4 separate regions of the Homo sapiens genome follow, and regions 1, 2 and 4 are each linked to region 3. Evidence: chromatin loops called from intact Hi-C (ENCODE). Cell type or tissue: MCF 10A. All regions are shown on one strand. Links, peaks and the distances in the headings refer to the core of each region. The heading gives the core; the rest is flanking DNA. Region 1 has its middle 23 kb from the start of ABCB10. Region 2 overlaps LOC105373162 (a long non-coding RNA gene). Region 3 overlaps PGBD5 (piggyBac transposable element derived 5). Region 4 holds the start of LINC01682 (long intergenic non-protein coding RNA 1682).

Region 1 (8,083 bases), core at 971-5,970, 730 kb after region 3:
GGGATTACAGGTGTGAGCCACCGCGCCTGGCCGGAAATTTCTAAAGAAATGAAAAGGCACTAACCAAAAGGGAAAGATGGATTCAATTGTAAACCATCTCTTACTCAAAGACACCACAAAAAGAGTGAGAAGGCATGCTACAGAATGTGAAAAGACGCTTGTAAAACACAAGCAACAGCAAAGTAGTGTCTAGAGAGAGCAAGCCCAGTACGATGTGCTGTGGTTGTGGAATGCTCTGCAGGTCTGCTCCTTCCTGTAGAATGTGATGCAAGGAGGGGACTGTTATGTTGTTGTGTGCCTTCCTGTAGAATGTGACTGCAATAGAGGAATGTTCTACAGCTCTGTCCTGTCCTGTAGAATGTGATGTGAGGATGGGAATGTTCTGGAGTTCTGTCCTGTCCTGCAGAATGTGCCATGAGGATGGGAATGTTCTGTAATTTCTGCTGTCCAGCAAAATAGCCACTAGCCATGTGTAGCTACTGAGCACTTGAAATATTGCTCGTACAACTGAGCAACTGATTTTCTTATTTTATTCATTTAAATTTAACCACATTAGGCTGGTCACAGTGGTGCACACCTGTAATTTCAGCACTTTGGGAGGCCGAGGCGGGTGAATCACCTGAGGTTAGGAGTTCGAGACCAGCCTGGCCAACATGGTGAAACCCCAACTCCACCAAAAAATACAAAAATTAGCCAGGTATGGTGGCACATGCCTGTAGTCTCAGCTACTCAGGAGGCCGAGGCAGGAGGATCACTTGAACCCAAGAGGCAGAGGCTGCAGTGAGCTGAGATCACACCACTGCACCCCAGCATGGGCAACAGAACAGGACTCCATCTCAAAAAAAAAAAAAAAAAAAGAGTAAGAAGGAGATGAGGAGTGGAGAGAGGTTTTGGGGTTGCAGACAATTTCAGGCAGCTGAGGGGAGCAGAGATGAAGACATTACTGAAGGTGGTATGGAAGCAAGAAATAATTGTTCTGTCTGCTCATTGGTTTTGTTTGGTTTTATGTATTTGTTTTAATGAAGGTTCTAGAGCAGGGACTTTCACACTTGTAGACTTCAACCCACTTCAACCCACATTTGTAGACTTCAACCCACAGTAACAAATGTATTTCACACTGTGTCCTGACATACACATATGCTATGTTTACTGAATCTGAGACTCCTTTGATTAGAAGATGCGCCGTTATCTTATGTACCATTTTTTAAAACTGTCAATTAGATGATGAAGAATGCTTTCTCTTCACTTAGAAGTTAATTTTATTTTATGTCTGTGTTTGCTTTTTTTTTTTTTTTTAAGAGACAGGGCCTCACTAGATTGTCTAGGTTGGTCTCAAACTCCTAGGCTCAAGCACTCCTCCTGCCTCAGCCTCCTGAGTAGCTGGGACTACAGATGCACTCCAGCATACCCAGCTTATTTTATGCTTATTTAAAGCCCTTTCCTTTAGACCGTACATTGTTTTTATAATATAAGTGAAATCCACTAGTATTGGTATTCCTAAAACTTCTTCACACCAAGTCCAACTTTTTGAGTTGGTCGTCAGTGTCTAACTATTCCTCTCTGTGCTCCCCGAAACCTTGATCTTAGCAGAAGGTGTTAACAGAGACTTTCGTGCTTTATATTCCTTCCTTAAATTGTCATTCAATATTTTTCTGACCAAGCTGATGAAGAAGGCAGTGGTGCAGTCCTGCCACCTGGACTAACAACCCACTTCAAATGTCACAACCACCCTCTGGCAAGATGCCATCCCGTTATAAGTCCTATTCTCTCCTGATTTCAGAAATGTTCCCCCAAATTTTTAAATTACATATGAGGCTCAACAAAGGGTAGTATATAAGAAAACCATTTCTGGCCAGGTGCAGTGGCTCACACCTGTAATCCCAGCACTTTGGGAGGCTGGGGCGGGTGGATCACTTGAGGCCAGGAGTTCTAGACCAGCCTGGCCAACATGGTGAAACCCCGTCTCTACTAAAAATACAAAAATCAGCTGGGCACAGTGGTGCGCACCTGTAATACCAGCTACTTGGGAGGCTGAGGCATGAGAATCACTTGAACCCAGAAGACGGAGGTTGCAGTGAGCTGAGATTGTGCCACTGCACTCCAGCCTGGGCAACAGAGTGAGACTCTGTCTCAAAAAATATATAAATAAATAAATAAATAAACCATTTCTATGCGAGATGTACTGTGAAGTAAAATTTTTAATATTGGTCACTACCCACTAATTAATTCCATGGCTCACTAGTGAGGCCATTATTTGCAAGCTGGAAAGGGCAGTAGGGACCATCTGAATGCTGATAAGCTGTGTGCAAAGTGGGGACAAGAGGCTGGCAGTGGAGTAGACTGGGGTCAGAAGTCCTGGGGGCAGGCCTGGCCTTGAATTACCAAGGCTCTTCCTCAGTGTTCCATGTGGGAAGAAGGAAAGAAAAGAGACAGGGAGGTAGGTTGTAAATAAAAGAACAAGCTTATGAGCCCATTCAGTCTACACTCATTTTAGCCAATGTGGCTTATTTTGGTTCACTCAGATTAATACTTATGCATCAGGCTTTGTTCACAACACTGAGCTTTGATAACAGTCTTTTTTAAAACAAGAGGGTGAGACAGGCGTTGTGGCTCACACCTGAAATCCCAACACTTTGGGAGGGCAAGGTGAGTGGATCACTTGAGGCCAGGAGTTCGAGACCAGCCTGGCCAACATGGTGAAACCCCATCTCTACAAAAATTAGGTGTGGTAGTGCGTGCCTATAATCCCAGCTACTCAGGAGGCTGAGGCAAGAAAATCGCTTGAATCTGGGAGGTGGAGGATGCAGAGAGCCGAGATTGCGCCTTTGCACTCCAGCCTGGGTGACACAGTGAGACTGTGTCTCTAAATAAATAAATAAATAAATAAATAAATAAATAAACAAACAAACAAACAAGAAGGTGATGGACTCTAGAGAGCTCAACTGATGCAGGCTATTGTCTGGTAAAAATCACAGTAATTCTAACTCCTTTTGCCTGGACTTGATTTTCTCATAGCTCAGCAGCCTTTGCTGTCAATCTGGTCTAGGAAAAACCATAGTATGCACAATTTACTCTCTGCAGCATTGCAGACACTGAATTTAAATATTATGAAATGCACACATCTATAGAAAGAAAGCTGGGCTTTTTAGGGAGGAAGGGAGGGTGTTTTAGTTGGCTTGCTGAGTTTGGGCTGGTGCAGGGAGAGGGATCCAGTGTTTATTTGCAGAGTATGGAATGCTAAGGCCTGAGAGGTGACATGTGCTGTTGAATTCCAGCTCGAGTGAGATATGCCGTGGCATTGGGTAAGTCCTTGGCCTCCCTGAGCCTGTTGGCTCACCTATGAATGTGGACATATTTATACCTACCAGGTGTGTTGGCAAGAGTAAATGACATAAAGAATATAGGCCCCACCCACAGCACATACTCAATATTAATGTTTTCCTGCTTCACAATAACGCAATCATCTGGAGGAACTTCTTCAAAATATAGAGGTGGAACTGTGCCAGAACAGTGCAGGAGGAAGGAGAGCCTGCCGGGCTTGACTGGGTCCTCTCTGGGATTTTGCTCTCCTTCCCGACCTTCCTGGCTGAGATCCACCACCGTATTCACTCCTCTAGTCACCAGCTACGTCAGCCGCTCTGCTGGGCAGCAGGGATTCAAGAGCACAACCGGACCTGGCCTCTGGTTCCGCTAAGCTGCAGTCCAGCTCCCTCCTTTCCTTGACGCTTTGTTCTGCTTTTGGCTGTGCAAGAAGATGCTCAGTCTAAATTGACAGTGGGTTTGGGAGGTGGAGAGAGTTGTGATATTTTGAGAAATCAAGTGATAAAATGAAGGGAAATGGTTAAAATGGTAATTTGTATGTGATTATATTTTCCCAGGATAAAAAATTGAAGAAAAGATAAAGCACCCTTCATAGGTATGCATGTAGTTATTATGTAAAACCCTCTGCTTCCTTAGATCATATAAAAAATTAAATTCAAGTCTGAGGGAAGAAAATAATTGAAGTAGCATTTAAGAGGGTTAAACTTTAATAGTCAAATGACACCATAATGTAACTTAGAAATAGTAAGTGAAAAGTCTCATCTCTTACTAAAAATATAGGAAAGTCAGCAATTTTGCCTTGCGAAAACGTTAAATTTGGAAGGTCATTTGAGGTAATGAAAATTGATTTTGGTGATATTTGTTCAATACTGAATATATTTAAAACCATTGAGTTGTACTTTTTTGTTTGTTTGTTTGTTTGAGACAAGTTTCACTCTTGTTGCCCAGGCTGGAGTGCAATGATGCCATCTCGGCTCACTGCAACCTCTGGCTGCCAGGTTCAAGCAATTCTCCTGCCTCAGCCTCCCTAGTAGCTGGGATTACAGGCATGCACCCCCACACCCAGCTCATTTTTGTATTTTTAGTAGAGACAGGATTATGCCATGTTGATCAGGCTGGTCCTGAACTCCTGACCTCAGGTAATCCGCCCGCCTCAGCCTCCCAAAGTGCTGGGATTATAGGCGTGAGCCACTGTGCCTGGCCGAGTTGTACATTTTAAGAAGAGGAATTGTATGGTATGTGAATTCAATAAAGTCGTTACCCCCCAAAATTGAAAAAGTAAGATGCAACGGCCTATAATTGGCAGTAATTCAATAATGCTTATTGAATGATTGAGTAAATGAATGTGTGGCAAAAGATAGCTATTCATTCATGAAACAAAACTGCAGTCTGGGTTCCTTTTGACTTTGAGGAGACTTCAGCTCAACTGTCTGTAGGACTTTTAAGGATGAATTTATTGGAAGAGGGTCGCAAATATTAACTCAATGCACCAACTTTTGTGTTTTGAATTATTCTTGTTTCTTTTGATGTTTTTTAAAATGAGACTTATGCTCATAAAAGTGTATCCAAAATTTTTTTGAAAGGCAATTTTTAATGCCTACCTACTCCATGCCATAAAATGCTCTTTCTTGATTAAGCCAATATTACTGGATTTATCAATATTTCAAAGTTTGTGACTTTCTATAAAACAAAGTTCAAATCTGAATTAACTCACAGGTTGTTCCGATGGCTCATAAATTTATGTTGGTAAAATACTTTTGCCTCCCAGAATAAAACCAGGCCAGGTGCGGTGGCTGATGCCTGTAATCCCAGAACTTTGGGAGGATTGCTTGAGGCCGTGAGTTCGAGACCAGCCTGGGCAAAATAATGAAACCCTGTCTCTACAAAAAAAAAAAAAGAAAAAAAAAATTAAAAAATAGCCAGACATGGTGGCATGTGCCTATAGTCCCAGCTACTCAGGAGTTAGAAGTGGGAGTAGCATTTGAGCCCAGAAGTTCAAGGCTGCAGTGAGCCATGATTGTGCCACTGCACTCCAGCTTGTGCAACAGAGTGAGACCCTGTCTCTAAAAATAAAATTTAGATTTAAAAAAAGAAGAATAGGCCGGGCGTGGTGGCTCATGCCCGTAAACCCAGCACTTTGGGAGGCTGACTCAGGTGGATCGCCTGAGGTCAGGAGTTCGAGACCAGCCCAGCCATCATGGTGAAACCCTGTCTCTACTAAAAATACAAAAATTAGCTGGGCATGGTGGCAGGCGCCTATGATCTCAGCTACTCAGGAGGCTAAGGCAGGAGAATCATCACTTGAACCTGGGAGGCAGAGGTTGCAGTGAGCCGAGATCACGCCATTGCTCTCCAGCCCAGGCGACAAGAGTGCAACTCCAACTGAAAAAATAATAATAAATAAAACCATAGGTAAGTATAATGAGGGACAAGATACTGTAATTTCTGCTCAAGCTAAGAAGAAAAAGGTAAAGCAATTTGGGGAGATATCAAGCTATAAGTAAATGCCCAGAAACATAGTGTGCTGTACATGTAGTAATCTACTTCATGATCATTACCTTTGTTAAGGGCTCATTATATAAAGGCATAACAGAGAAATCAAAAACAAACAAACAAACCCCATCTCCCAAAAGACAGAAAACTGTCTCCTTAATTAGAAGCATTTCTCTTTAATTATAAACTTTTTTGAATCCTCAAAAAAAAAGTTCATGGATTTTGGTACTATTGAGAACCTGTCACAACCAAAGTTCAGCTCACTCTTCAGAGAGCCCTCTTTATTTCTTATCTTCCTCTCTTTCTCAGCCATTTCCCACATTGTTTTCAAGCTGTATGTCTTTTCTTTCCTGGCTGAGTTCCCAAGTCGTGATCATCGCTTAGTGTCTGACTTGAGACTCTGTTAGGGGTGGGGTCCTGCTGCCTGAAGCACAAAGCATGGCAGGGTCGGGTTCTGGCGTGTGGTTCCCAGCAAGGGCGCTGAAGACAGGCAGCTCTTCCCTGGCATTCTGCCCTAGCACAGAGTGCGCCATAGATCCCATGAATGGCTGTCCTGTGAACAATGAGAGGACAGAAGGGAGCTGTGCAGGCTTCCTTCCAGCTGCAGACGCCAAAGCATACAGAGGGCCTGCTGACTGCAGCTGGGGAGTCCTGAAATGGCCTTGCATTTATGTGAAGTGCTCATCCAAGCTGCGATCCATAACAGGGCCATTATAAGGACACCTGAGATTCTCTCATTTACTGCAGCACAGCCTCTTGCCAGTGTCTCTCATCCCGCTCTGCTGAGCTCTGAGCAATATTTAAATGAATTGGAGGCAGGCCAGGAGTTATTTTCCCTTCCCCTTTTCTCTATTTTCTGACTTCTTCTCTCAGGGCTTTCTGTTCTCATGACACAGTTTTTACAGCCAAAGGTCAGTACATTTCTTTTCAAAAGTCCCGTAGATCCGCCTTGCTCCTGGCATCCTTTCACCTTCTTATGAATGATGAAGGTGAAATAGAAAAGGTGAACCTTTGGAGAAGGAGGAAACACAATTTCTCCCCTGCGCTGCCAGACACTTCCTTTCATTTCTTTGCTGCCACACCGTGGCAGCAGATTTGCCCTTAGATTACAATCAATGTGAAGCTAAAACAAAGCTATAGTCAAATGCTAATAGATTCTTGGGCTCTGGGACATTTTCAGAGGGAGGGTGGGAGTAGACACAAGAAGAAATCAGGGTCTGGGCATGGTGGCTCACGCCTGTAATCCTAGGAATTTGGGAGGCCGAGGCGGGCGGATCACCTGAGGTCAGGGGTTCGAGACCAGCCTGGGCAACATGGCGAAACCCCACCTCCACTAAAAAAGTACAAAAATTAGCCAGGCATGGTGGTGCATGCCTGTAATCCCAGCTACTTGGGAGGCTGAGACAGAAGAATCGCTTGAAAACCCAGGAGGCGAAGGTTGCAGTGAGCTGAGATTATGCCACTGCACTCCAGCCTGGGTAACAGAGTGAGACTGAAGAAAGAGAAAGAAAGAAAAAGAAAAAGAGAAAGAAAGAAAAAAAGAAAGAAAGAAAGAAAGAAAGAAAGAGAGAAAGAGAAAAAGAGGGAGGGAGGGAAGGAAGGAAGCGAAGGAAGGACGGAAGGAAAAGAAAGAGGAAGGAAGGAAGGGAGGAAGGGAGGAAGGAAAGAGAAAGAAAAAGAAAAAAAGAAAGAAAGAGAAAGAAAGAAAAAAGAAAGAAAAGAGAAGAAAGGAAGGAAGGAGAAAAAGAAATCAGGGAATAATAAAAACTACCACTTGTAAAAATATATATTGTGTGCCAGGCATTGTGCTAGATACCAGAGATTCATTGATCAGTTAGGTAGAGGTGGTGTTCACCTGATAACTCCATTTTTCAGTGAATAGATGCCTTGCTCATAGTGGGGACTCAACATCATTGAATGGAAATGTTTGCTAGTAGGTTGAACATCAGCAATGTTTGCTCTAGATTCTCCTGCTTGTGTGTGCAATAGTTTAAGAAATTCCTTTGGACAGTAATACCATGGATCTAGCCTCTTAATGAAGAATACCCAAAGTACTCCTGGCAGAGAAACTGGCAATCACTTTGGGTGGTGGAGCATAGCCTCCTACCTCTAGATTCAGTGTTCTGCAAATTCAAAGAGGAGAGTGTTTTTTTGTTTGTTTTGTTTTGTTTGAGATGGAGTCTCTGTTGCCCAGGCTGGGGTTCAGTGGTGCGATCTCGGCTCACTGCAACCTCTGCCTCTCCCGAGTTCAAGCGATTCTCCTGCCTCA
Region 2 (8,083 bases), core at 1,298-6,297, 470 kb after region 3:
ATTCCCAATTCTCTCTGCAAAACACAACTCTAAGAAGTACAAGGGACTTGAGCTCCCAGTCAAAAGTCACTAAATATATGAGGAAGTAAGTCACCATGAGAAAGTCAGCAGAAGCTACAAACCACAAAATAAGTACTGCAAAAACAACAGGTATGGCAATCATCAGATACAGAAAAAAAAAAATCTATTATTACATTTAAAGAAATACCAGGGAATTTCAGAAAAATATCTAAGTGAAGAACAAAAGACTATAAAATCACTAGGTAGATCCTAAAAGTACCAAGCAAAACTTCTAAAAAGGGAAAATATAATTGATATTAGAAACTCAATGAATGACTTAAATAACGTATCAGATTCAAAGAGAAAATTGGTGAACTGGAAAGTAAATATTAAGAAATAGCACACAAAATGAGACAAACAGAGAACATGAAAAAGAGGTATCAACGGAAATAAATCACCAAGAAAGAAGACCCAAAATATATGTTTTTAGAACATCAGAAGAACATAATAGAAACAGCAGAGAAAAGCCACACTTTGTAGAAATAATGACCAACAAATTTCTAGAATTGATGAAAGACACCAATCCTTAGATTCAGCAACACCAAGGAATCTCAAGAACAATAAACAATAAGAAATGAACACTCAGTCTGCAAAACTCTAAACAGTGCCTGTGAAGCAGAATAACATACATCAGTATCAATCCCTGTGAGGGGAACACTGTGTACCTGTTGCTAATCCTAGAGGAACACTCAAAAGTCCTTGCATTTTCTGCTAAGGTTCCTAGATATGGCAGGCTTCCAGGTCTAGCAGGAGGTTTTGCACTAGCCCGGCTGTCCCAGTGAGTCTGGTGAGATGGAACTGTCACACAAGTCAGGCAAAGCAGATTTACAACTCACAGGTGAGCAGCAAAGATAAACAGAAGCCGAGGATCCATGGCAAACCAGTCCCTCGGGTTCAGGAAAGCTGCCCAGGGCAGATGGAGTCTTGTCTACACGTGCCTCACTTCGCATCCCAGCCGAGAGACCCTGAAAGGGCTGTGTTTTGGTTTTTATACCCCAGGGGCAACATGGTTTGCTGAGCCCAAGCTTTGCAGGATATCCTGTTCTAGGAAGATGTCCTGGATGGATAAATCCCAGCCTGTTTCAGATGGTTCCTGCTTATCTCAGGGTGTTGCATTCTCAGTACCTTCTCTCTGAGAATTGCAGGCAAGAGGGGAGAGAGCTGGGTTGGCCAAGAAAAATTTGGAGATTTGCCTCCTGCCATGCCTTCCCTCCACACCAAAGACACTAAAAGCACTAAAAGTCGATGGAAAGAAAAGCAGATTATCAACAAAAAGAATGACAATTTCATAAAATCAACAGCAGTAATGGTATCCAGAAAACAATACAACAATATTTTCAATATCCTAAGGGAAAGTTCTGGTTTTACGAGACTGCATAGGCTAATAACAACTGAGCCAAGATATCACCGACTTTTTACACAAAGATTTATTTTATGTTTGTCCAAAATCTCCTATTAATCAAGTGACTCTCCAGGACATTGTGTACCATACAGTGAGTGACTCATCAATCCAGGCTGCCTACATCTTGAGGCTCCACCATCTCAACACATGGCCTGCAGAATCACCAGAGAAGGAGAAGAGCTAAAGGGTCATGCTGGAGATGCTCACTGTGCCTCAGTCCAGAAATGACACCTGTGGCTCCGGCTCCCAGTCCATCAGCCAGAGTGACTCACAGGGCTCCACCCAGCTGCAAGGGAAGATGTTGCAGGGGAGGGGAAGAGCATGTGAATGTTCAGGAAGCACTGAAACTCCTGCCACTCTTCCAAGGACAAAGGCAAAGTAAAAACATATACTGATAAACCAAAACTGTTAGAATCTGTTACCAACTGATTCTCATGAAAGGAACTTCTTTAATAAGACAGCATTTAGGAATAGGGAAAATGATCCCTCCCACCAAAAGGTCGGAGGTGCAAAAAAAAGATGGTGAACAAAGAAATGGCAGCCATGTGAAAATTAAGTAATTACTGACTGTATCAAACAATAGCAATGATACTCAATTTGTAGGATTAAGAAAAAGCTCAAGCTGGAAACGAAATTCTAGACAAAAGCAGCATAATCCTGGAGGGATATGACTAACAGTACAGTGTTTTATGGTCCTTTTACTGTTCTAGAGGACTCTGTCAAGTTAAATATAGATATTAAAATATCTAGGGTAACCACCAAAATAACAGAACTAAAATGCATAATTTTCAAACTTTTAGAGGGAGGAAAAAGTGAAATGAGAGAAGAATAATTCAATCAGTCCAATAAAAGACAAGAAAGGATGAGGGCAGGGGGAATGGAGAGACAAGATAGGACAGGAGTACAAAATAAAATCATATGAATAAATAAAATTATTTTAAAATTATGGTTTTTTTATTTTTCTTATATAAATGAATAAAATTATATCAATAATTGAAACAAGTGTAAATGGGCCAAACTCTTAAACTAATAAGCAAAGATTATCATTCTTGTTTTCCTAAGTCCAGCAATACACTATCTATAAGAGCTGTATCTAATCACAATGAGTAAACACTTACGTGGTCCTCACCATGTGCCAAGCACTGTTCTGTTCTGACTACGCCGTATTTATCTATTTAATCTTCCCAATAGCCCAGTGAGACAGAGACTGTTTTGATAAGAAAAGTAAATCATAAGGACACTGTGGGAGGCCACGGCAGGCTGATTGCTTGAGCCTAGAAGTTCAAGACCAGCCTAGGCTACATGGCAAAACCCCATCTCTCCAAAAAAATACAAAAATTGGCCAGGCGTGGTGGCATGTGCCTATAGTCCCAGCTACTTGGGAGGCTGAGTTGGCAGAATCGCCTGAGCTTGGGAAGTTGAGGCTGCAGAGAGCCGTGACCATGCAGCTACACTGCAGCCTGGGCAACAGAGTGAGACCCTGTCTCAAAAAATAATAATAATAATAAAAGTTAATCATAAGGAAGTGAAATAATTTGCCTGAGATTAAATAACTAATGAGAGTGTGATTTGAACCCAGGAAGGCCCCTCCTAGAGCCCATACATTTAGCCTTTGTATTACACCACCTCTTAACCCCAGAAAGGGTGAAAACGAAGTAACACTGAAAGATATACCAGGTAATATTAACCAAAAGAAAGCTGACATCATGACATTTATATCAGACTTTAAGGAGAAAAGCATTATCAGCAATAAAGAGATAAAAAAATAAAGATCACAAGAAGATTTAATAATTCCGGGCTGGGCATGGTGGCTCACACCTGTAATCCCAGCACTGTGGGAGGCCAAGGTGGGCGGATCACTTGAGGTCAGGAGTTCAAGACCAGCCTGGCTGAAATGGTGAAACCCCATCTCTACTAAAATTCAGAAATTAGCCAGGCAACATGGCGGGTACCTGTAATCCCAGCTACTCGGGAGGCTTGAGGCAGGAGAATCACTTGAACCTGAGAGGCGGAGACTGCAGTGAGCTGAGATCGTGCCATTGCACTCCAGCCTGGGTGACAGAGTGAGACTCCATCTCAAAAATAATAATAATAATAATAATTCCAAACTTCTATGCCCTTTATAACATAACTTCAGAATACATAGATTATCCAGTCTGTCCCTGGATCTAAGGGAAAGAAAAGAGCATAGAGTAAAAATGGACAAAACTACAAAGAGAGGTTGACAAATACACTATCACAGTGAGATTCTTTAACATACCTCTCTCAGTAGACAGAAAACCAATAAGGCTATAGAACATTTGAACAAGCTTGATCTGTTGGAGACATATGAAACATAGCACCCAACAACTCAAGAATACAAATGCTTTTCCATGTATATATGGAACATTCATAAAAATTAATCACATACTAGAACAATAAAACACAAAGAACAAATTTCAAAGCATTATCCAAACCATGGTTTCTGATCACAATGCAACTACCTTAGAAATCAATAATAATAATACACAGCTAAAAATAGTGGTTTGACCAGAGGGTAGACAATTCAGATGAAGAATGTGCCAAGTTAAACTAAGAAAGTAGCACTAGGAATAGAAAAAAAAAAGAGGATGGATTCTATAGATATGTCTAATATTGGCAAAGAAGGAGTTGAGGAGATTGCCAAGGATTATAGCTCAGACAACTGGAGGTTGGCAGCAGAGCCACTAATCAAGAAGTGGGGAAATCTGCGAAAGAAGAACGTGTGAGGGAAGAAGTGAAAGTGATATCAGCTACTGCAAGGAGTTGAAACAGGATGAGGGCTAGAAAACAGGACATTAGCCCTGCCTTCAGCGAAACTAATTTCATCAGTGCATAAAGCCGTGGGTGCCAAATCCAGACAGGACTTGTTTGAGGAGTGAACCGGAGGCAAGGAATGAGTCAGTAAGTGTGGATCTCCCTTTTAAGAAAGTTAACAAGGAAATAATTTAATAAGGAATTGTATAAGAATTTCTTTCTTTTCTTTTCTTTTCTTTTTTTTTTTTTTTGAGACACAGTCTCACTCTGTGGCCCAGGCTGGAGTGCAGTGGCACAATCTCGGCTCACTGAAACCTCCGCCTCCCAGGCTCAAGCGATTCTCCTGCCTCAGCCTCCCGAGTAGCTGGGGTTACAGGCATGTGCCACCATGCCCGGCTAATTTATGTATGTATATATATATATATTTTTTTTTTAGTAGAGACTGGGTTTCACCATGTTACCCAGGCTGGTCTCAAACTCCTGAGCTCAAGTGATCTGCCCACCTTGGCCTCCCAAAGTGCTGCCCACCTTGGCTCCCAAAGCATAAACCACCACACCCAGCCAGGAATTATATAAGAAATGTAATAAGGAAAGAGGGATATGGGAAGAGTCAGAATGCTAAAGAGGGAAGGATTTATTGTGTTTTCTAATTAATATTTAGAAAATAGATTTGGGGGTACAAGTGCAGCTTTGTTACATAGATATATTGTGTAGTGGTGAAGTCTGGGCTTTCACTGTAACCCTCGCCCAACAGTGTACACTGTACTCATTAGGTCCTTTTTCATCCCTCACCTCCACCACCCTCCCACCCTTCCGAGTCTCCAATGTCTATTATTCCATACTCTATTTCCACATGTACACATTTGGATACACATTTAGCTCCCACTTACAAGTGAGAACATGCAGTATTTGACTCTGTTTCTGAGTTATTTCACTTAAGATGATGGCCTCCAGTTCGATTTATGTTGCTGCAAAAGATATGTTATTCTTTTTTGTGGCTGAGTACTATTCCATGACACACGCAGACACACACACACACACACACACACACACACACTCATCACATTTTCTTTATCCAGTCATCCATTGATGGACACTTAGGTTGATTCCATATTTTTGCTATTGTGATTAATGCTGCAATAAACATATGAGTGCAGGTATCTTTTTGATATAATGATTTCTTTCCCTTTGGGCAGATACCCAGTAGTGGGATTCCTGGATTAAATGGTAGTTCTATTTTTAGTTCTTTGAAACATCTCCATACTATTTTCCATAGGGGTTGTACTGATTTACCTTCCCACCAGTAGTGTACAAGCATTCTCTTTTCTGTTTCCTCACCAGCATCTGTTATTTTTTGACTTTGTCATAATTGCCTCTGTTTGTGTTAAACGGGAAGACTTGAGAGAGTCAAAAGTAAAATAACTATGTACACAGCCACTAGGGGCTTCAGTGATCCCCTCCAACAGCTGCCCTCCATCATGACTGCATGCCACCCTGCTCACCGCCCTTTAATTCTTGTGGGGTTGTGGGGCTGGAGAGATGCTGCTGAGCCTGTTCCTGTCCTCTACCATCCCCAAACCCGATTACCAGCCCCTTCCCCTTCAACAGCTCCCTGCCCTTTCTAAATCCCAATGCTGGAGTCATGCCAACACTGGTGACAACCCCCAAGTTGAATAAAAATTGAGAGAACTGTAGTTCTCAGTTGCAAGGAAAAGAAAAGCCCCAGAGTAAGACGGGGTGTGGTGAGGTACCGGACAGAAGGAAGGTGGGTGCATCGTATCCTTGGGAAGACGCATTGCTCTTTCTGGTCCCAAATGATTGGTCTTTCTAAAAACTACTGCGGGATTGAATGGGTTGTGGTGGGATGGGACAATAAAATTCTCATTTTAACATATGCAGGCAACTTGAAAATGGTATTGTATCGGAGCCAAGCATGGGCTCTCGCTAAAATTAAGGATGCACGTATTAGACTTCTTCTTTTGTAGTAGCAGGATGTTAGGAACAAGCACAATGCCTTGGAGGATAATGAAAGTACAGTGTGCAGAAGAGGAACCTGAAATTGTTATAATTATCATGGTAATTGTTAGTCAACCTCCTAAAGCAGGAACACAATGGAGCCAAATTATGTTACCTTCAAGTGATGATCTGGTTCCTTTCCCATTTCTTTGTTTCATTGTTTCCTCCCCAAGTCCCCTATTCTGGTGTTCCCTCCCGCTCCCTGGCCGACTCAGACCTTCTCCTCCGTGCTCCTTGTGCCCTTGCCTTTGTCAGGGATGGCTCACAAACTATTTTAATAATGTTTTTCTTATTAAAATTTAATATATGTGCATTGTGCACATTTTATAAAATATGTTTATCGTAGAAAAGTAAAAAGAAGAAAATAACAATCATCTATAATCCTGACCACCCAGAGATACTCACTGAGTGTTAACATTTTCATGTATGTAATTCTCTTCTTTCTTATGTGTACTCTCTCTATACCTATACGTATATGTCTATATATAAAACTTTATTAACATAATAGCTGGCACCAGAATTGCTCTTCAGAAGATACCTGACTTTGGTTGGAAAGATGCTTAGATAAATACTTGCCATAGTTAAAAGTTGAGAGAGTCCCAAATTACCCCCACATCTGAGAGCCAATGGGGGAAGATCCTGTAAATATCCCAGGGAAAGGAATTCATTGTTTCCAGAGGGGCGAGGGAGAGGGAAGGGAAAACAGAGAGGGGGACGAGTGGAATGGCACAAAGCTGTGCACTTCATTATGTGACTTCTTCATGCCCCCTCCCCCCACACCCCCGCAATCCTCAATGAAGTTTGCTGAGCTCAGGAAAGCCTGGTGTAAGTGACTTCCATGTTGTGGAAATAAAAGAAGGGGCTGAATCCATATCATAAGCAGTGGTTGAGGCAGCCCTTGAGGAAGATGGAATCGCAGAAGCAAAGGAGATCAGAAAGATGTAAGACTCTGCACCAGCCTGCACCCTAGAAATTAGAGGAAATCTCAAAAAGAGAGTAGGGCCTCATGGGAATTTCATTCAGCATTCAGCAGACAGAAAGGCCAGTTGCCAACTTCGAATTACACACACACGCACATGCTCGCACACGCATACACACATGCACGCAGAGCCAGAAACCTCTCCCTTTTTTTTTTTTTTAAAAAAGGACCATATTACTTATAATTGATATAATTTACAAATCGTGATGATTAGTCTTGCTTCACCTATGCACAAATACCCTGTGATCCAAGTATATACTTCACCTGGTAGTGCCAAACCAGAAAAATGACCATGCAAGTCGCTGAAACCATGCAAAGCCATCATCTCAGTAATCAATGGGAGAAATTATTACTGTCTTACGGCTTTTAAAAACTCCCCTGCTGTCAGTTATAAATAGACAGGGAAATTAAAAGCTAGTAAAACGAATAGTTATTTAGTACACTATAATTTAAACATTAGAAACATTCAAAATTAAAGTGTTTTATTTCTTTGTAAAAAAAATACTAAGAGGTGTTTGAACAGTGGCTGCCTTCTTCTTATCATAAAGCTTACAATACTGAGTGAGCCTCTTTTTTATGCCTTGGCAAAGCATCCTACTCCTTTATAAGTCTGGATCTGTTTCCAATATTTTATCCTCAGTGCTTTCAATGTCATGGAATATCTCGGAGAGTTCCATTAACATTAAATTTTTTGCTGATGCCACTTTCTTGGTTTTTCTATTCTCTGAACTTTTAATATACAATTTATATAGAGTAGTTTCATGCAGACCTTGGTCTCTCCTAACTTTGCTTTCTTGTTGTTATTTTCAAATCATTTAATCATGTTCAATTTCACTTCCAGCAGGTGAAAT
Region 3 (8,083 bases), core at 1,118-6,117:
CAGAAAATTTTTAATTTTATCACAAACTGCACAGATATCACACAGCTGCACCCCCATTTGGTGACACAAAGCATACCCTTCTGTGAAGATTTTCACTTTACGCCAAGGCATGATTGTCACTTTACGCCAAGGCAATAAATTTTTACAAATTTTGTATAACAGGAGCTGAATTCTGGGTTCTCAAATGTGAAATGTGGCAAAAAAAAAAAAAAAAAAAAAAAAGATTTAATTCAAGCATTTTGTCATGTGGTTCTTATTTCTTCAACCAAGTTTGTTTACAGTCACTGCCTTTGAAATACAGTCAAATACATCTGTTTGCTTCTCTCTGGTGGTTTTTCTTTGTGGGTGGCTGATGAGGGAGGGAGGATACAGGACAGGACGCTCATGAAAGTATGATGGGGTCTGTTGCTGGAAATGAATAGCAAGGGAGGTCGGCCAGGCCTGAGAAACCCACCGCCGGGCTCTCTGGAAGATGAAGAGGGAATGACAGGGCAGGGGGGTCTTCAGGGGGTTCAGGCCTGTGCTAACACCTTAGCTTCCTCAACCCTGCCCCCGATCCTGGGAAAAGTCAAGGGGATCCCCAAAGCGGTCTTCCTCGTCTCCCCTTCCATCTTCCCTCCACCGTCAGACTGGATTCTGCAGCCTGTAGCTGCAGCCTGTATTGGCTGCTGTTATTACCACAGCCCTAAGGGCCTCCACCATTCTCCTCGCACTCCTCAAAAGGTTCCAGAATCTGGGGTGAGCGCTCTTGTCAGAAGCTGGAACAGGAGGAAGCAATGTTCAAGAGCACTGGTGTGTGCAGAATGCCAAGGACCCCAGGAGAGCTGCAACTGCCCGCTCGTGACTGTGGACGATCACCATGTCCCCAGCTCTGCCAGCAAATACCACCCAGTCAGATGCTTTCATGATTGCAGTTCAAAACGAAAACAAAAAGGGCACGATATTGGCTTTAGCAGCGTTATCCTGACAGTCACAATGTGGACATTGTTTTTCTTACCGTAGAAAATCTCTGTATAAAATGAGATGACGGATCCCACTTTCCAAGGTTGTTTTTTTTTTTAATCACAAATGATTTTGAGGGCTGAGCACAGTGGCTCACAGCTGCAATCCCAGCAGTTTAGGAGGCCAAGGCAGGAGGACCGCTTGAGGCCAGGAGCTTGAGACCAGCCTGGGCAACATAGTGAGACCCCATATCTACAAAACAGAGAAGATTTTGAGAAGCTTGTGCTTCTCCATCTAACATAGGAATTCAAGTGTTTTTACAGCACATTATAACAAACATGCCTTGTTTTTCTACAAGCCAAAAATAATTTTCAAACACTCTTAAAATGTTAACGATTTCAAATCTTTGCAGACCCTTTAGTAAGCACTAAATTTACCTTTACTTTTGTTGTGTTTATCCCTGATGTAATGATTTATTTTATAAAATCAGAGCCTTCCCTTTACCACTATCTTTTATATGATTTCCCCTCATTTTCTTTTCCACATTTCATGGCCTCTGACTCTGTCCTTTACAAATATCTATTCCTTCTCTTTCTCCCTCCCTCCTCTTCCTCCCTCTCTTCTTCCCTTCTCCTCTTCCCCTCCCCCACATTCCTTTGCTGAGCACAGATAATCCATGTCCCCAGATGTCCCCCTCTGGATGCCCGTCCCCTAGCCCATCACCTGGCATACAGGTTCTCCAGCCTCAGGGTTCCCACGGTGCACAGGGACCTTCCCCTCTCAACGGTAGTAGGGTGAGGACATAACCTTTTGTATCCAAGACATTTTGAGGGTAGAGACATCCATAACGAGGAAAAACTCCAACAAGGAGGATTCAAAAGACCGTTTATAGATGAATAGGATAATGGGATTTAGTTTACTGATCCCAGGGCCCAGCCTTCCCTGCCACATTGACTGAATGCTGATCACATCTCCCAGTGGTGCTGGGGCGCAGTAGCTCATGCCTATAATCCCAGCACTTTGGGAAGCCAAGGCAAGAGGATCACATGGGGCCAGGAGTTCCAAACCAACCTGGGAAACATAGTGAGACCCTGTCTCTGAGAAATAGAATTTAAAAATTTAGCTGGGCTGGGTGCTGTGGCTCACACCTGTAATCCCAGCACTTTGGGAGTCTGAGGTGGGTGGATTGCTTGAGGTCAGGAGTTCAAGACCAACGTGGCCAACATGGCAAAACCCTGTCTCTACTAAAAATACAAAAATTAGCTGGGCTTGGTGGCACACGCCTGTAATCCCAGCTACTAGGGAGGCTGAGGCAGGAGAATCACTTGCAGCCGGGACGTAAAGGTTGCAGTGAGCCGAGATAGCGCCATTGCACTCCAGCCTGGGTGACAGAGCAAGACTTCGTCTCCAAAAAAAAAAAAAAAAAAAAAATTAGCTGGGCATGGTGGCATGCACCTGCAGCCTGCAGTCCCAGTTACTTGGGAGGCTGAGGCAGAGGATCGCTCAAGCCCAGAAATTCAAGGCTGCAGTGAGCACTGATTGCACCACTGCACTTCAGCTTGGGCTGAAGGATCACTTTAGCCCAGGATCACTTTAGCCCAAACAAGACGCTGTTTGTTTGAAACAATAACAACAACAACAAAAACAAACAAACAAAAAAACAGAACCATCTCCCAGGGCTGTGGGCCTTTGGGGACATGCACAGGAATACACACAAAAAAAGACAAACATGTTCTAGTTTGAGCAGAAGAATAGTACAGGGCAAGTGGACTAAGTCATTCATTCAAAACACTTTAATTGAGCTCTTCCAAATCAGTAGGCACTATGCTAAACACTAAGGGTATAAGCAAGGACAGTCTTTGCCATCAAGGGCTGTCAAATAGTGGGAGAGACACAAACGCAATATCTCATGTGGCCAGAGTGATAATAGTATGTAAAAATTAATCAAGGAATGAAGCCCGTATTTTCCCAACCACAAATGGGGATACATGAATCATGTTCTGTCTCTGGGGCAGAATATTTTAAAAGTAATTGCTATGGGAGACTGACATGGCCAGAGAGAGGTCAGGTGTGGATGTTATTCTACAGAATGAGTAGACTCGTTTTTTGGAACAAACCCACGTGACACTAGCTGATTTAGAGCCAAAAAGCTCAGGGATTTGTCACTGGGAGGATCTTGGGCCAATAGACATGAGTCTGAAAATTCTGCCCAGGTTAAACCACCCTGACAGTACCAGGCAAGAGAATGTGAAGTCTATACACATTAAAAATTTCTGGTTCCAATTCCTGGGGAGGCTGGAGCAAGAGGATCACTTTAGCCCAGGTAGTCGAGGCTGCAGTGAGCTATGGTCACGCCACTGCACTCCAGCCTAGATAAGACACAGTGAGACCCTGCCTCTAAAACTTAAAAATTAAAAAAGAAACCTGCCTAAAGGAACAGTAACCAGTCTGGAGGGAGGAGGCTCTCGATCCCGAAGAAGCCAAAGGTAACTGGACACGAGATTTTTCTGTGCCAAGCATTTCCCAGTTAGGCTGTGGCTGATTCACCCTCTCTGTCCCCCTCTCACACTCTCCTCAGTCCCAGGAACTAGAAAAAGATGGAGAGCTGTCCTTCCCTGAGTCGCCCCAACCCTTAGCAGCAGTCTGACCTTATGCGGCCTGAGTGAGGCCCAATGCTGGTAGCGGCTCTGTTCACACTCACCCTCCAGCAAAGCAAACGTCGAGAGACCAGGAGAGGGGAGTCCAACCCCAAAAAGGAGAGCCAGTGCCTGCGAGAATAAGTGTGTTCATGGAGTTAACAGGATGGAATACTTCAAAATCCAGGATGCCCTGAAACTATATGTACATCTATTAGATATCAATTAAAAATTATCTTAATTAAAAAAAATAAAAATAAAAATCCAGGATTGTTGTCCTGGCATGGATGGAATGAAGAAGGGCCTAGGAGAGTGGGAAGGTGTAGGCAGATTTGTCTGATTTTAACAGAGTTAAAACGAAAAATATGTAATTAACAACCTGCTCCCAAACCAAATTTTCACCCTCCCCCTTTTCGGACTGTCCACCTTCTTTGAGATGAAGCCTTTCCCATGGCTGCCCAGCAGAGGGCAGCAGAGGACACCTTATGAGCCTCCGTCCCCTGCACACAATAGCGCATTCGTTCAACAAATGCCTTCGGAGTTTGGAGTGGACAGTGTTCCAGGCACTGTGGACACTGCCCTAAATAAGACAGACGAGGTCTCTGCTGGTCCAGAGCAAGGGGAGAGAACAATAAGCAAAGTCATGGAGACTATAGCACCGTAAAGTGATGGGGACAGGAATGGAAAAGGGGCTTGCTGATTCCACATTTCGGCTTCCAGCCAGTGTTTACCAGTACTTGTTAGGGGCCGGGCACTTCTGGGGACAGTCACCAACACAGAGGCCCCTGCCTTCATGGAGCTTACGTTCCACAGGAGGAGAGAGCACCATAAACACAAAAAGGGTCACAGAATCTTTTTTTTTTTCAAGACAGTTTCGCTCTTGTCCCCCCAGGTGGAGTGCAATGGCGCGATATCGACTTACTGCAACCTCCACCTCCCGGGTTCAAGTGATTCTCCTGCCTCAGCTTCCTGGATTCTCCTGCCTCAGCTTCCTGAGTAGCTGGGATTACAGGCACGTGCCACCACGCCTGGCTAATTTTTGTATATTTAGTAGAGACAGGGTTTCACCATGTTCACCAAGCTGGTCTCGAATTCCTGACTTCAGGTGATCCACCCGCCTTGGCCTCCCAAAGTGCTAGGATTATAGGCGTATGCCACCACACCCGGCCTCAGCAGAATCTTTTAAAGGACACCGAGTGTTACGGAAAAGGAAAACATAGAGCAGGATTTGGGGAGTGTCGGGGAGTGGGGAGCAGCAGGCTGGTGTAGCCACGCTCCCTGAGAGGCCAGATTGGAGCAAGGTCTGACAAGAGGGACTGCCAGGTGACTCCGAGGACCCACCACAGTCTGGTCCACAGCTGTTCTATGTTGGAATCACTGCGGGTGCCTGGGTTCCACCCGAGGCCTAGGTTGAGGACCTCTGGCCTAGAGCAAGGTTTCTGGGCAGCCCTGTCTCTCACCCCTTATGCCTTCCTCTCCATTTTACAAATGAGAATAGTGACGCTCAAACACGCTCACGCCTCCCTAAGTAAAGGACGGTCAGGATTTGAACCCAGAAGTATTTGAACCCAAAACTCCCATGTTTCCTCAGCATCACACCGTCTCCCAGACCACGTGACTCGTCTCTCTTTTGGAAAATATCTAGGAGCAAATGGCTCTTCCCGCCACTACACCCAACAAACATCTGGATTGTTCTGTGTCATTGGTTAACTTGCAGGGACACAGTCAAGGTGGTAAGGAGGTTGTGCCTCCTGACCCGGGACAGCTTAGCCTTCCCCTGACCCATAGGACGCTGTGGGTCACCAACAGGCAGCAGGGACACAGTGGAGCCACCCAAGCTTCTGAGGTCTTCCCTGCCTTGGACCTTTATTGCCTCCAATGCACAAGATGCCAGGGAGCTAAGGATGCGCTCTCAGAAGGAGGCGTGAGCTCCAAGATGGGGCGTCCAAGCCCACCTCCGGCCCAGTTGATGCTGGCAAAAAGACTTTAATTAATTTCTTTATTTTGGGGCACAATTCCAGCAAGCTTAATTGGGGAATTCATGTCTCACTTGCGAGCCTTTCCTTGGCCAATGTGGTGGCATGTGCGGGAGACTGGCGGCACCCACAGACTGCTGTGAGATGGCGAGAAGCAAAGCCGGGCTGGGGGCTGCAGGGCTCTCCGAGGACCCGCACCGCTTCTGGTGACTCTGGCCATGCCCAAGAAACCATGGGGCACGGAGCACAGGCGGCCTGGGGCCTTGTCAAGCCACAGTGCTGACTCCCAGTGTTTCGTGGTGCCCCGAGGGTTTCGCACTTGCCTTTTGATACCTGGACGACCTGGGCGTGCAGGTGGCACGCTCAAGACTGCATCTGTAGCCCTGAGTTCAGGTTCAGCCTCACCGCACATGCTCTGCACCCTAAAGGAGTCAACAGCCTTTCTGGGCCTCATTTCCCCTGCTATACAGTGGGCCTAAGAATACCTGCCTAGCTTTCTTCCCAGGGTCCTTGTGAGACATCAGGAACTGGAGTACCCAGGTACTAGAGTCCTCACTGAAAGCACCTCCTCTAGGGCCTGGGATTGCTGGGAGGTGCAGAGTAGATTTCGGGAGCCAGTCCTGGATCCCTCCTTCCTCCCGCCTCCCCACCCCTAGCCCTGCAGGGTTCAAGATCACTTAAACCTTAAGAAATCCCTCTCCTCTTAAATCTGTGTGTGCCACCAGCTGCCCCTCTTTGTGGAGGGTCCATCCTTCCTTTTGGTAATAAGGAACACTTGCTACTTAGTGATTCACTAATGCCTGCAAATCTCCTGGTTCAAGAGTAGGAGCTGAGAATTCGCTAGATATTCGGGAGAGGGGTACAGCACACCCAGCGGGCCCAAAGCTGACTGTCTGCGTCCGAGTGATTATCCAGGAGGCACTGCCTCCAAGTCAGACCAGAAGGCTTTGACTAGGTGTGATGACTAAGACTGTACCACAATAGGGAGTGGACATCAGGAAACACGACCTGGCTGCTGGCCACCTGGCAGCTGGCCACTGAGCAGGATGTTAGACTCCTCCAGTCACTGCTTGGCTCTTGCAAGTAAATCACAAGGTTCTTCTGCCTTTGCACAGGTCTAAACGCCAGGCAGACAGAGCGAGGAACAGGCCCCAGGGTGGTTAGCCCAAGAGGACTTTGCAGGGAGGATGGTGCATCTTTCTTTCTGAATGTTTTTTTGGTACGAGGGCAAACAGCATTCTTTCCAGAATGGTCCAGGTGAATCTTGCCAAGAAATAGCAGCCCAGATAGAGGGACCCCTCAGGGCTTCTGCATTATCTGAGGATTGGCTCCCACAGGAGGGGTGAGTTACAAATAATGGATTCTTCCTTTGCTCCTGCAGACAGTAGACTTGATTGACATTGTGATCAAGTGCCTGCTGGAAGGAACCCCAGGCAGCAGGCACTGCTTCCCCTGATGGGATCTGAAGGACCCTGAGCATCCTCTCTACCCAAAAGAGACACTTACCACCACTGCCCCAACCTTAGATCCTCTCTGCTTTCACTCTCTAAGCCTCTCTTATTTAAAACTATCCCCAAAGGTAACATAGATGAACTTTCTTCTATTAACTGTTTAATGACAATTAGTTGCTTGCTGTCATTCATTTTCATTCACCTGGTTAGTCATTCAAGGAAGAAGCAGCTTTAACTATTTCCTGAATGCCAGCATGCCGTGACCAGTAAGACCCAGGCAGAGGCAGAAATGATTGGCTAGAGTGTGCTGCGGTGAGTTCCAGGGGGGTGACCAGAAGACAACTAGGACTTGAGGGAAGCTGAGCCAGCCAGGAAAGTGGAGGGAGGGAAGGCCTTCGACATAGACAGGGAGTGAGCTAAGGTGTTGGGAGGGAGCCAATGAATGAATGGGGTTGGGTGGTGGGGGGAGTAGTTGGATACGAGTCAAAAAAGTGGATTAAGCCCCAGTGCTGAAGGGCCTCATGGGCAGGAAAATCATTATTTCTTCTGTAGGGCAGGAATTCAGGGCTCCACTTGTAAGGAAAATATTGTTTTGTGTATGTATATGTGACTTTCTTTTTCTTTCTGGCAAGAAGTCCATAGATTTCATCAGTTACAAAGGTTCCATCAACCTGCAACTGTTTAAGCTTAAGTGTCCTTGCCCCAGACTTTAAATTTTTCTTTCTCAGTAAACTAAGGGATGTTTACTGTAAAAGCATTGACTTGTTTGTGATGCTTCACGTTGGGCTAGAGGTGAGGTTTGGGGATACACCCTTGGAAGGCTGTATCAACTCTACTTACAGATGCTTTTGATGTCGTCCCCGTGATACCAACGAGTGAAACTCCCGTCATTGTAGATGACTGTCAATAAACATCCTTGCCTTTCCCATTTTGCTGTTGGCACAACCTGTTTTTTTGTTTTGTTTTGTTTTTTGTTTTTTTTTAAATTACCAAGGCCAGGCACAGTGGCTCACGTCTGTAATCCCAGCACTTTGGGGGCCGAGGCGGGCGGATCACGAGGTCAGGAGATTGAGACCAT
Region 4 (8,083 bases), core at 1,867-6,866, 420 kb after region 3:
ACCAAACTCTTTAACTCTTTAAGACTGCCTTAAATCATTTTGTTAAAAATCTTAGATTGATTTCCACTTCTATGTAGAGAGTTAGAAAGTATATCACCTCTACCCTAACAACAAGAATATGACAAATGAAATACAAAATGATAATGTTCCTTGAACTCATCAGAGGACTGACATCACAGGGCAACTAAGCAACTAGAATTCCAAAGAAGGACAAGCCCCTCCAAAGACAGGAAGCATGAGGGCAGGCTCATCAGTGTCAGAGCAGGGGAGACCAGCACAGACACCTTACAAGCAGGTAAGGCAAAGTCAGCTAAAATGCCAGTTGGTTGGAAGAGACCAGAAACAGTGGAAGCCAGAAGGCAATGGAAGGCTTTTAAAGTCCTGATAGACATTTTCTGTTGGTAGAGATTTCCACACCTAACAAATATACATTTTTAAATGGAGGTGAAATAAAGACTTTTTTCAGGCAAATAAATGCCGAGAGAACTCATTGTTAGCAGCCCTCATCTGTAAGAAATATTAAAGGAAGTTTTTCAGACAGAAGGAGTATGATGCCAGTCAGAAACTTAGATTTATACAAAGAAACGAACTTCAGAAATGGTGAATATAAAGGTCATTTTTGCCTATTACTAATTGCCTTAAAAAATACTTGACTATTTGCAGGGATTGATAAACTTTCTTTCAATAGAGGACCACATAGTAGATACCTTAGGCTTTGTGGGCCCGTGGTCTCTATTGCAACCATTCAACTCTGCCATTGTAGCCTGAAGGCAGCCATGCAAACAAATGGCTATATTCCAATAAAACTTTATTTACAATAACCGGTGGCAGGCTGGAATTGGCACAATCACAAATCAGTGTGCCTATCACTGGCCTAAAGCAAAAATGCTCACAAAGTACTCTACTCTAGGATTTATGACAACAATAAGAAAACATATGGCAGTATACTTTGTAAAGTTCTTGCACTTCAAATGAAATGGCATAATATTTGAAGTTAGACTGTGATAAATAAATATGTACACAGTAAACTCTAAAGCAACTAAAAATAAAAAGAATAGTATAACTAATAAACTGAGTATAGAGCTAAAATGAAAACATAGAATGCTTAATCTGAAAAGCAGGTAAAAAAAGAAGAAAAAGGCAACGAGAAACATGTGAGTCTAATAGAAAACAACTAGCAAAATGGTAGATTTAAATCTACCATTATAAATATTTGTACTGATACAAACCATGTCAATACGTATGTCACATGTAAATGGTCTAAACACCCAAATTAAAAGGCAGAGATTGTCATATTGAATTTTTTTAAAAAAAACTGTATGCTGTTTACAAGAAATATACTTTTAATATAAAGAAAAAATTTAAAAGTAAAAACATGGAAAATGATATATTATGAAATCACCAATCAAAAGAATGTTGGAGTAACTTTGTTAGTATCAGACAAAGTAGACTCTGGAACAAAGAATTAATACCAGGGATCAAAAGTAACATTACATAAAGGTGTCAATTCACTGAGGAAGGAAAGCTTTTAGATTCTCTGGGTCCCATTCAAAACTGGAAGCCAGTAAATGAGTTAGAATAGTATTTCTAAGTGTGGTATATGCTATCTTCAAAATCTGAAGTGTTCTAAAAAGTGTTATGCCTTTGTCTTACAGCTTGTAGGGGCTATCCTGAAATGCCCTTAATCATCGGACCTCTAAAAACTTTGCCAAAGTAGCAGGTCCCTGAAGATTTTAGAGTGTATCTCCTACGCTCTGATGCATATAAATCCTACCAGGGTATTCAGAATACTTACCATTTCCTGTTAACTGGGTTTGCTTACCATCATGTCCTCAATATGGTGGACTAACAGAATGTTCTGCAGAATATCTAGACAACCAAAGTCCTTTGAATTGTATTTTGACAAACAATAGGAAATTCACAGAGCTCTAGGCCAATGCTGTGAATGTATGTTGTTTTCTATTCCTAGTAAAGGCAAGTTGCTTCTGATCCTCTCTCCTAATAGAAATTTAAGAAAATGCATCTGCCATGGCCAGGCATGGTGGCTCATGCCTGTAATCCCAGCACTTTGGGAGGCCAAGGTGGGCAGATAATCTGAGGTCAGGAGTTCAAGACCAATCTGGCCAACGTGTTGAAACCTCGTCTGTACTAAAAATACAAAAATTAGCCAGGCATGGTGGCACGTGCCTGTAATCCCAGCTACTCTGGTGGCTGAGGCATGAGAATTGCTTGAACCCAGGAGGCGGAGGTTGCAGTGAGCCAAGATCATGCTAGTGCACTCTCCAGCCTGAGCTACAGAGCGAGACTCTTGTCTCAAGGAGAGAGAGAGAGAGAGAGAGAGAGACAGAGAGAGAGAGAGAGAGAAAATGCTTCTGGCAGATTATTATACTTGGTGATAGATGTCGTGTTGATCTATTCCAGCACTCATAACTGTGGCTACCACTTGGTTAATTTGTCAGTAGTCCATCTTCATCTGCAATGCACCATTTCATTTTTGTGTGGTGGGACTAGTAAATTATTTAGGGATATGATGGGGACCACCATAAAGTCTGCCTTCCTTGAGCCTTGGAGGGTGGCGTTCTAATCCAGAAAGAGGCAGTATTTCTGATTTTCTATCTTGGCTGGGGTGAGGAATTTTTGAGAACTTCCACTAGGCATTTCGTAGCATCATGGCTCTTATTTTATAACAGGTTCTCCCACTGTTAAGTATGTCTATTTCGATTATGAACTCAGAGACCAGGAAAATGAACAGCAGCTAGGGCATAGATCCATTGGCCTCACTATGAGACTGATTTGAAGCCAGGACTTTCCTCATATCAACAGAGGGTGTTATTATGGCACTGGTCCCATCGTGTCAGCTTTAGCTCAGATCTTGTGTCCACAGCTCTTCAAAGATCTGAGTCCTCAGAAGAAATGTCCATAGATCTTTTTGGTAATAGATAGGGGGTATCACTACTGTGTATGCTTAATGTGGCAATACAAGGTCATTTCTCAGGGGTACCCAGCCTCTCTTTCAATACAGGCTCTGGGTCTGATAAGTGGCTCAGGTCTGGAAACTGGGCAAGGGATCAAGATTTTTCATTGCAGCAGCTGACATCAGCCTTCTGCTCATCAGCTTTTGATCTTTAGTTACATAGTTCAAACAATATGTTCCAGTCTCACTGCTAGGAACACCACAGTCTATTAGTTACTACTCCCTGATTCCTGCAGATAAGAACCCAGATTGTCCTTCTAACTTTGCTGCTGTTACAATCATTTGTCTACTTTGCCTTTGATGGGTAAGTGCTGCCAACTGTGCTGTGCCCTTCTTGAATCCCATCATACCCAATGACACTAAGAGGGAGCCCAGACCCATAGCAGCCTAGAAAGGTCAATCACCGGAAGTTTCTCAACAATGTTGATGGCCACCTCACTGACGTATTCCTTATATTGCTAATGGAGAGCAAACCCTCTGGGCTCTCCCAGAGCTGGCTAATTGGCAGATTCTCTGGTCTTACATAGTAAATCTATTTTTGTATGCCTACCTCGCTAGACACTCTACCCTTTCTGCTGCAAAGTTCTGGCATTAACAAGAGGTCATTATTGTTTCCAAGCTGTAAGGCACTATCTTGGCAGTGCATCAGGACTGGCTTAGGTGTTCTTGCCAGGACACTACATCCTGAGCCACAGGAGACAGCCCACATATCCATAAACTCTCCTTCAGTCCAGCATTCTCAAAATTCAGCCCCAAACATGTCTTCCTGGGTCATGTTGGTACACATTAGCTAGATGTTACATCCCTTTCTGAAACGATGACAGTAATTCTCTCATCGGGCATTCCAAGGCATGTACCAATTATTGGCCTAAACAGGGATTGGCAAACTATGGCCCATGTGTCAAATATTGTGTGTTTTTTGTAAATAAAGTTTTATTGAAATACCCATTCATTTACATATTGTCTATGCTGCCTTTGTGATACAATGGAAGAGTTGAATCATTATGGCAAACACTGTACAGACCACAAAGCCTAAATTTTTTGCTGTCTCTTTACAAAATAAGTCTGCTGACCCCTGGTCTAGAAGCTGTGAGGGCTGGTGGAGGAAATCTTGAGAAGGGTACTCATCATCTCAGAAAGCCTCTGCCTCAAGTGAGGGCTTTGTATGGTCTTGGGGTAAGGGAAGGCTTTTTCTCTCTACAAGGGAAGTGGGCCACTTCTGCAAGCCGAGAGAGTTCCAGGGAATCTGAGGATTGAAGGTTCTCAAGCACATCTACCTGAAAGTCCTCATTTCAGGTCCTCAGGTCTCTTCCTCCTTATCAGCCCCTTGACTTTGACACAGAACATTTGCTGGAGCCACAAATTCAGACTTTGCTATTCTTTTATCAGATCATAAGCTTAATTTTCAGCAGGATGTGCCATCCAGTTACAGAGCCTTGTTAATTGGTAGATTCTCTGGTCTTACATAATAAATCTATTTTTGTATGCCTACCTTGCTAGACATTCTACCCTTTTTGCTGCCAAGGCAGTTTTGGCATTAACAGGAGGTCATTATTGTTTGCAAGCTGTAAGGCACTATCTTGGCAGTGCATTAGGACTGGCTCTAGCTGTTACATGCTGTCATAGAGATTTTCTGGCTTCTAATTCTGTGCTTACTTTGGTTGTTAGCTGACTCAGCCTGGCCTATTTTCTCCCTTCAGGGCATTGATGCACCTAACAATCATCTCCACCGCACTTGTATGTGCTGTCACCACCATAGCTCTCAAATGCTAGTGATATTATTGCACAAGCTGGTGCGTCCTCTAGCACCTGCACTTCTTCCTGTATCAACCAGGCTCCAGCCCAGCCAGGAGTTTTAAACCACATTAGTTATTTTTACAGAGAGAATTTAATACCAAGAATTGAGGAACCAGACAGGTCTAAATGGGCACATTGAGATAGGGTGAACAACCATCCCAGTTTGCCCAGGACTGTTCTAGTTTTAGCACTTAAAGCACTGTGCTCTGGGAAAAACTTTAGTCTCAGGCAGAGCAGGACTGCTGGCCACCCTCACTGAGGTATCACAGAGATGGTAACGGCAGGATGCAGCTCTCATCCCAGTACTGGGGGGCACACAGGAAAGAGTTTTGTCTAAGTAGAGGGCACCAGCTAACTGGTGCTTGTATCCCTGAGGGGTGCCATGAAGCTGGTTTGGGCAAAGCCATTAACTGGAACCAATTGTTGCTATTGGAACCAAGTGTTGTGAGTGCAAAGGTGATGCATCATTGCTGGGATGAGCCTGACACCAGAGGAAGGGAGGAGATGAGAAGGAGCATGTCCCTTCTTTCTTCTCTAGCCTCCAGTTTTCCTCCAGCTTCCCGTTGCCCCCCGCCCCAGAGCCTAACTGGGAGCCACTGGCAGGGCAGAAATGTGGTAGGTGGGAATTCCTAGCCGCAGCATCAGAGAGCAGTGTACCAAAGACCCGCATCCACCCTGGCATTCCGGCTGCTTACTGGGTGGAGCTGCAGTAGCTTATTCACCAAGTGAAGACATTCTTAACAGTCACGATGCATGCCAAGGGGTCATCACCACCCACTTACCACCGAAAACCGGGGCCTTGTTGCCCTCTGAGCAGCAAAGGATCCAAGAGCAGAATCCCACAAAACTCTGCTACCAAGACCCCTTCAAACTCTAGCTGTCTTAGTTTGGGGGGCCCCCAAAGCAGATCCCAAGGCAAAGATTTGAGCACAGTGATTTATTTGGGAGGTGGATGGGGCAAATAAAGATACATTATTGAGCCAGCTAGCACCACAGGAGACTGTAGGGTTGGTCTGGGCTGGGTCCAAGTGGGCTGCTTTAGAATCCAGATGACGGAGCTGGGGGAAAGAAGCACATTCCCCATTTCTTCAAGAAACTCAGCCTACCTGCAGGAATGCAGGGAGCACCTCAGAGGCTTTAGACCGTGGTGGGGAACCCCACGCAGGCTGCACCTAAGGCAGGGACACGCAGTTCACATCTGCCACAGCTGTGATGAGGGGCCTCCACTGGATATCTGGCCATGGCACACAGCGGCCACCACCAAAAGGGCAGGAGGAGGGAGACATGAGATCTGAAGTCAGCTTGAGTGAGGAGCCTGAGATGCTGAAGAAATCGGGAGAACGTGGCGGGTAGTGGGCAATGCCTTAGTTTGAGTTACCCCCAGAAGCAATCCCTGGGAAAGGACACAAGCACATGTTGCTTCCTTGGGAGGTAAAGGAAAACATCATTAGGGGAGTAGTGAAATGAGACAGGAAAGGGGATGTGGCCGGTACAGGGTGTGTTATCACAGCAGCCATGGCTGTGGGTAACAGGAGCCTAATGCCACAGGGAGCTGGAAGCCAGCAGAACACACATACCTTGTGGGTGGGAGAAGCTTCAGTGTTTCCGTGCAGGATTCAAAGATTGCTTCTCTCATTAATTCTCCTCCTGGACTGCCTTGCCTGAGGGCAGAATGACCTTCTGTGGCTACAGAGAAAGGCTTCAGGCAAAGAGATGCAGCTCTGGGCCCCAGAGTCCGCTGGAGCACACTGAAGCTGGAGCACACTGAAGTGGAAGATGGGGCTGCAGACAGAGACTGGGCAGCCTCTGCTCCAGGGAGGCCCGAGAGCCAGAGAGCAGATTCCATAAGAAGAATAACTCCCATTCCTCATGCATGAGACCCTCTGCTAAATGCTTCCTGTGCACCACCTCCAGAAATCCTCCCAAGCCAGGACACCAGCAGTATTACAGGTGGAATATCCCTTATCCGACATGCTTGGGTCCACAAGTGTTTTGGATTTTTTCAGATTTTGGAATATTTGCGTATATATAATGAGATATCTTGGGGATGGGACTGAAGTCCAAACATGAAATTCATTTATGTTTCATATACACCTTATATGCAGCACATAGCCCAAAAGTGATTTTGTGTAATATTTTAAATACTTTAGTGCATGAAACATAGTTGTGACTATAACCTGTCACATGAAACCAGGTTGGAATTTTCCACTGGTGGTGTCATGTTGATGCTCAAAAAGTTTTGGATTTTGGAGCATTTTCGATTTCGGATTTCTAGAGTAGGGATGCTCAACTGTATTATTATTTTCATTTTACAGGTAAGAAAATGGAGGCTCCCAGAGATTTGACAACCTGCCCGCAGCAATGACCAAATCAGACTTGGTGCTAAGTCTGCACCTCCCCAAAGTCAGTGTGTTTGTATGCTCTGCTGCCACTGCCCCCCGCTGGCCCTGCACATGATGTGAACCATCAGGCAGACCTGGAGTTCTGTCTCCTGGGTGGGCTGCTTGCCAACACCAGGGTGGCTGGCCCCTGCCTGTGTCAGGTCCTGCAGTGTTGACTCTCTTCGTGTGATGTTGGGCAGGTGGAGCTGGTTGTGCTGAGCCTGAGGAAACATCCAATGTGCCAAACTTTCTTGTGTGTTTCCCTCTGCTGGTTATTTAGTAAGCCCAGGAAAAGAGCAAATCCTGCCCCCAACAGATGATCCTCTCGATGAGAGTGGTTATGGTGATGATGCCAGCATGCAGTGGGGAGATTCGACTTTTCGAGATTCTTCCAGCCCTTTGCTTCCCACATTTCATAATGCTTGATGGCAACAGCTCTGCTGACTGTTTGGGAAAAAGACAATACTTATGTCCCTTTTAGAGACACTTTACTCAGTCCCTCCCGCAATGCTTAGTACGCAGAGAAAATAGTAAAATTAACCCGATTTGCTCATCACTCAGTTTTGGCCGTTATCAACTAATGGCCACTCTAGTTTCTACTGGGGTCCCATATACTCTGCCTGTCCCCTGATTATTTAGGTGCTAATCCCAACATTGTATCCTTTTGATGCGTTCCAAAGCAAAAATATTGATTCCTAAGCTACCCTTGTGAATTTTCTGATTCAGGAGGTCAGGAATGGGGCCTGGGAATCTACACGTATTTTCGATTCTCCAGGTCTGGGAACCTACAGTATAAAGGAATGAGCATGGACTTTAAGAAAGTCTGAGTTTGAGTCTTGGTTTTGCCCAAGCCTTATAACTTTGGACGAAAACTTTAAGTTTTTGGACCTTGACCTCTTTGTCTTGAAGGATCACCAACTCTGTGAACTTG

The links. Hi-C counts contacts between places; a loop is a spot of excess contacts. Peaks named below come from ENCODE experiments on the same cell type or tissue, not always from the same donor. Only the 100,000 strongest peaks of a DNase experiment are listed, where the experiment ranks them.
Region 1: it touches region 3 in a loop (4-fold over the local background); 2 of 110 quality-filtered maps call a loop at or near these places.
Region 2: a loop joins it to region 3, with 4 times the contacts of the local background. A loop is called at or near these places in 12 of 110 quality-filtered maps.
Region 4: a loop joins it to region 3, with 2.5 times the contacts of the local background. A loop is called at or near these places in 4 of 110 quality-filtered maps.

What each region holds. Positions count from the first base shown.
Region 1 is chr1:229,577,716-229,585,798 of GRCh38, reverse strand. No RefSeq gene overlaps it. Among named protein-coding and RNA genes, the nearest start is that of ABCB10, 23 kb to the right of the region's middle. In MCF 10A, for the core only: no CTCF peak of the experiment used is centred there; a DNase peak (open chromatin) is centred at 3,418.
Region 2 is chr1:229,837,616-229,845,698 of GRCh38, reverse strand. The region is part of intron 3 of LOC105373162 (a long non-coding RNA gene); the gene reads left to right. Among named protein-coding and RNA genes, the nearest start is that of LINC01682, 44 kb to the left of the region's middle. In MCF 10A, for the core only: no CTCF peak of the experiment used is centred there; DNase peaks (open chromatin) are centred at 1,708 and 4,318.
Region 3 is chr1:230,306,721-230,314,803 of GRCh38, reverse strand. PGBD5 (piggyBac transposable element derived 5) reads left to right here. Exons shown (of 7, transcript NM_001258311.2): 7 at 1-314. It also overlaps the pseudogene LOC124904587. Among named protein-coding and RNA genes, the nearest start is that of PGBD5, 120 kb to the left of the region's middle. In MCF 10A, for the core only: a CTCF peak has its summit at 4,027 (motif pointing right); a DNase peak (open chromatin) is centred at 4,063.
Region 4 is chr1:229,884,178-229,892,260 of GRCh38, reverse strand. It overlaps LINC01682 (long intergenic non-protein coding RNA 1682), which reads left to right and starts at 6,443. Exons shown (of 2, transcript NR_146476.1): 1 at 6,443-6,721. In MCF 10A, for the core only: no CTCF peak of the experiment used is centred there; a DNase peak (open chromatin) is centred at 4,670.